2 separate regions of the Mus musculus genome follow, and region 1 is linked to region 2. The links are chromatin loops, found by intact Hi-C in ENCODE. Cell type or tissue: left cerebral cortex. All regions are shown on one strand.

Evidence for each region. A loop is a pair of places that touch in the nucleus more often than their neighbours do. Peaks named below come from ENCODE experiments on the same cell type or tissue, not always from the same donor. Only the 100,000 strongest peaks of a DNase experiment are listed, where the experiment ranks them.
Region 1: it touches region 2 in a loop (4-fold over the local background); 7 of 42 quality-filtered maps call a loop at or near these places.

Annotation. Positions count from the first base shown.
Region 1 is chr16:21,187,146-21,189,645 of GRCm38, reverse strand. No RefSeq gene overlaps it. Among named protein-coding and RNA genes, the nearest start is that of Ephb3, 16 kb to the left of the region's middle. In left cerebral cortex, a CTCF peak has its summit at 1,068 (motif pointing right); DNase peaks (open chromatin) are centred at 1,084, 1,894 and 2,331; H3K27ac peaks cover 1,405 bases.
Region 2 is chr16:20,733,555-20,736,054 of GRCm38, reverse strand. It overlaps Chrd (chordin), which reads right to left. Exons shown (of 23, transcript NM_009893.2): 2 at 2,421-2,500; 3 at 1,919-2,048; 4 at 1,654-1,782; 5 at 1,469-1,568; 6 at 1,282-1,369; 7 at 797-938; 8 at 556-684; 9 at 392-474; 10 at 162-309; 11 at 1-18. It also overlaps a transcript of Thpo not described here. Among named protein-coding and RNA genes, the nearest start is that of Chrd, 1.7 kb to the right of the region's middle. In left cerebral cortex, a CTCF peak has its summit at 1,432; DNase peaks (open chromatin) are centred at 1,539 and 2,434; H3K4me3 peaks cover 1,188 bases; H3K27ac peaks cover 887 bases.

The DNA.
Region 1 (2,500 bases), 450 kb before region 2:
AAAAAAATTATGTTACAGAAGGATCTGAAGGTCTTCACAGCACCCCCTAGTGAGACTGCTTCACAAACTTTCACGGGGTCTTGAGAAGTCATTATTCTCATCTCACTGGGAGCTGGCCTCAGAGAATATAGAGTTCGTTGTTTTTTTTTGACTCTGGTCACACAGGGGCCTGCCCGATGAGTGGCTTAATTGGACACAGTCTTGGCTCCAGTGGATCTATGGGAAAGAGCCTTAGCTTTCTGGGATTGCTTTCTTCTTAGTGAGAGGAAGTGAGGGAAGCTGACTCGGAGTTTCTTTTAGGAGCAGAGGAGTTGAGGCCAGGTGAAGATCTGTAAGCAGCTGCCCAGAGGGAGGTCTCCTGGAAGTGCATTGTGTCAACAAAGGGATAATTACTCCTCTCATATCCCTAGCATGTGTATGGTAAATCAGCTTTTCTGAGGGATGCTCTCTCAGTCAAGTGCTTGGCAGGTTCAGTTGGACTAATTGTTAAGGAAGGAGATGGTAGGGTGTATTGTTGTGGTAAGTTTAGGATGTCAAGTTTCTGCCTGGAGGCAAAGGTAGAACTCAAATTCTTTTGACCAAGAGGAAGTTTTCCTTAAACTTTTTTTTTTCAAGCTTAATGTTAATGTACTGTGTGTGTGTGTGTGTGTGTGTGTGTGTGTGTAGCACAGAATGTTTGAGGAAGTAAGGAATATTCTCACCTTCCACCCTGTTGAGGCAGGGTCTCTTTTGCTTCTGCTGCTGAGTAGTTGACTTCAAGCTATCTGGTTCTCGGCTTCTGGATGATTCTTCTCCTGTCTCCACCTCCCGTCTCAGGGAAGGAGTGCTGGGATTACAGATGTCTGCCACACACTGAACTCTGTGGGTTGTCTGGGTGGTTTCTGGTGACGGGTCACAGTTTCCCAAGAAACACAGACACAAACCCATCACCCCAGCCTGAAGTAGTTCTTCAGCAACTCAACAAAGTCCTCTATTGTCATATTGTATCTTAAATCTTTTTTTAAAAAGACTTATTTTTTATGCACTTTATGTATGAGTGCTCTATTTGTACACACACCGGCAGGCCAGAAGGGGGCATCAGATCCCACTATACATAGTTGTGAGCCACATGTGATTTCTGGGAGCTGAACTCAGGACTTCTGGAGGAATAGTCAGTGCTCTTAACCTCTGAGCCATCCCTCCAGCCCCTGTGTCTTAATCTTAGGGTGGGGCAATGGTGAAACTTCCCTTTCTAGGGGTACCAGGTAAATGAGGGGTGGGGCCTAATTCTGATGATGGAGTCCTCAGCGACCTCCACGGCTGCTAATATCTGCTCATAACCTAATATTCACACTAAGTAATTCTCTCTCTTATTCCTGTAATTAAGAATTTCAGGATTTTTGAGTCACTACACAAGTGAAATTCATCACTTCACTCCTAATCAAACAAAGAATCTAAGCCATAGTGATATTAATCACATTACATGAGAAATTTTGTTGTGTGTGATTTTGCAGTTTATAACATTGTCCTCGATGCTGAATGAGGTGCGGTGGCACAACTTTGCAATCCTAGTACCATGGAGGTAGATCAGGACTTTAATTCCAGGCTGAACTGCATGAGACCCTATTTCAAAAACAAACAAACACACAGACAGACAGACAGACAGAGAGACAGAGAGACAGCTAATGATGACTGCATCCTTTGTTAACCTTCGCAAACTCGTAGCTTCATTTTTATAACTGGGACACTCACAGTAGCTGCCTTTAGGTTTGTGGCAAGGATGAAACCCGAGGAATAGTGTGTCTTGCTGAGCGCAGGGCTTGATATAACTAAGCGTCCAGTCAAGCTGTGATTTCCTAACAGATCAGTCAAAAGCTGAGTGATTTTGTCAGTGAGCTGTTTAGTCGCTTCCTGTGGGTAAGGCTTTCATGGCGGCTAATTGTTCACAAGCTGCAGTTCCACTCCCAGAAGCATTTACACAGACTCTGAGAGCAAGCTTGCCCTCTAAGTAAAAAATGTGATGCCATTTATAATATTTCTATTTTTGCCCAGCTGTTTTTAGAACCCTCTTTTTCTATCAGTTGAAGAATTGGACTAGATAAGCTGTGATATGCTTTGCCAATTTAAAAAAAAAAAAGCATTTTCACTGTTATATAAGACGAGGAAACTGTGTCTGTCTACTCAAGTATCTTTGGGGCTCAAAAATAAACAAAAGCAGATTATTATTTTATAGAGAATAATTTTTAGACTGAGAGAGCTGTGCCAAACATTTAACCTTCAACAGTGAATGCCTTGTCAATAATGAGGTCATTTGTATGCGGCATGTAATTCGGAGGAAAAAAAAACATGCTTTTCAGCTCATTCAGCTAACAAGAAAATTAAAAAAAGAAAAGAAAAGAAAAATTAATCCCAAAGAGCCAACACATACTATGCAGGAGAATTTAAGATCTCCAAAGTGGGTATTTAATTGTCTGACTTTTTCCTGGGAATGTGTGAGTAGATATTTCAAATAGGGCACTAA
Region 2 (2,500 bases):
AAAGGACACTTTGAAGGACTGCAGGGGACAAGACAGGTGGCAGCAGGCTTGCCCACACCCAGACACCCAAGACCCCCATATGTATTTTGGGCTCTTCCTCAGCACACGTTTGTGCCTCTGAGTTATGTGTACCCACAGTGCCAAGCCCCACCCTTCCTCACCATCACAGCTCTGCCTGGTGGTGATGTATCCACTGATGCGTAGCTCTGGCCCACCCGCCTTCTCTAGGACCATCTGCAGCTCCCCCAGCTCCAACCAGTCCATCTCTTGGTCTGTAAGGCTGGGCAGCACCTCAGCAAAACCTGGCTCCTGTGAACAGAGCAGAGTGGGGTGGGCAACAGCAAGAGGTCAGAGTAAACCTCGGCAAGACACAGGCCTTCCTTTCCCTTACCTGAGCGGAGGTGTTGGCCTGGAGCTCCCGAAGTAGCTGTCCCTGGTGGAGAATCTGAAGCTTCAAGGGAGCCTGAGCTAGTCCTGCAAGCACTGCACATGTGAGCATTTCTGAAAGGTGAGCACCCGCCCTACGCCCTCACATACATCTTCCCCATCACTCACCTCCCAGCAGACCCCGGAAGAGCAGCAAAAAATGCAAGGAATCTTCTGTGTCACTGAGGGTGAGCAGGGCTATGCCCCCCACACCCCGCTGCAGTGGGTCTTCCAGGGTCAGGATGGCACTGAAGGTCTCTGGGGAGTGTTAGACCATGACAGCCATAAGAAAATCCTCTCTTCAGTCCACCCACCCTTGGGTTATTGAAGGCTCAGCTCTTGACATCTGAGAACTGCTCACTCCCCTTACCTGCAGCGAGAGCACCCTGCCAAATGAGAGGCCCCCAGACTTCTCCTGAAGGGTGAGTGGATGTCACAAGGGCTACCCGAAGCTGCTCTGCCCTCAGGAGCCTCACAGACAGCCGAGGCACTGCCCGCCACACCCCACAGACCTTGAGAGAAGAGGGAAGAATGCCTACTGTAATTATGCAGGACAAGCCACCTAAAAGACCCAGGTCTAATGAGGAAGGAGCATGGAAGGGAGACCCCAGACCCTCTTAAGAAGGACCCATGAGCCTTGATTTTAAGTCCTGGCTTACCACTTACTAGCCAAATGACCTTGAACAAATCACATTCTGCTATTCTGAGCCTCAGTTCCCTCCTCTGTAAAATGGGCATCATAATGTCAGGGCCTTTCTCCCACTGGGCTGTTGTGAGAACCAAAGGAGGCAATGCAAAGCATGCTCTCAGCAAGTGCCGATTTTGGATAAGCACTCTTAAATGGCATCATCTCACCAGGCCATCCTGGGTGGGGGTTGCAGGGTGTTCAAACAGGATGTTGCCTGTGGGATCTGTGAAACGAACCCTGCTGGGACGGTCCAGCCTGTGAAGAGAGGTCCAGTGAGACTGGATCTATAGCCTACAGGCTCCTCTTTATTGCCCCCTTTACTACTCCTAGTCCTTGCCCTTTTCCCGGTCTCACCGCTGGTAGGAGACAGAGAAGCGTAAACTTGAGCGCAGCAAAGAGACTCGAGCACGAGCTACCGCCTGCGACCTCGGTCCTGTCAGCAGCGCCACAAAGTCTTCGAGAAGAGAAGATGGCCTGAGCACTGTCAAGCCTTGCCGCGGGACTCAAACTTCATCAGGCCCACCTCCACCCCAGCCTACCTGTGTGGCCATCAGCACGGGTCCGCTCCCCAACGCCGGGTTCCCCTCGATCACTGTAACTGCGATGCTCTGGATCCCTTGGATACTCGAAGACCAGGCCAGCGGGCTGTGGATCTAGATTGCTGCGCTCTGCATCCGGGGTAAGGAATAAGACGGCTGGCTTCAGAAAGGTACCAGGAGGACCAGTCCTCCTCCGCGATGCAAGTCGTACAGGACCTAGTGTAGAGCCTTCCACCCTCCTAACTCCGGGCACAGCGGGCCTCACCCTGCGGGCAGGTCTGGCAGCAGTGTCCTGGCAGCTGGCGCGGCTGCCTGCAGGCCAGGGTGGGGCACTGAGGTTTGATGTTCTTGCAGCTGACCCTGCCAGGACCCCTCCCACGGCGAGCCCACTGAGGCTGATGGCAGAGAACATAGGAAAATTAAGGGAATGAAACCATCAGACCCCAGGGCTGCAGACAGTCAATTCTGCTATTTACAAGTTACATGGCCCGTCCAAAGTTTCTTAACTTCTCTGAGCCTCGGCGTCCCTGTCTGCAAAGTAGAACTAATAATGTCATTTATCTAGCAATACTGTAACGGGAGGGGGGAAGTTGGCTAAAAGCCAGTCACATTGTGGGCGATCAATAACTGTCAACACCGCAGACTTGAAAGCGGTTTCCTCCGATTTGCGGACCAGCCTTCCCCTGAGCATCTCCGAGTCTACTACTTAGGACACCAGCGTTCCGCTACCCTCTAGAGTAGGGCAGGCAGCTGCGTTATCCACTCACCGCTTCACAGGCGCACAGCACGCAGCGCATCACCCCAAAAGGCTCCCCCAGGTCCGGGTGCCACGTCTCGTCCAAGGCAT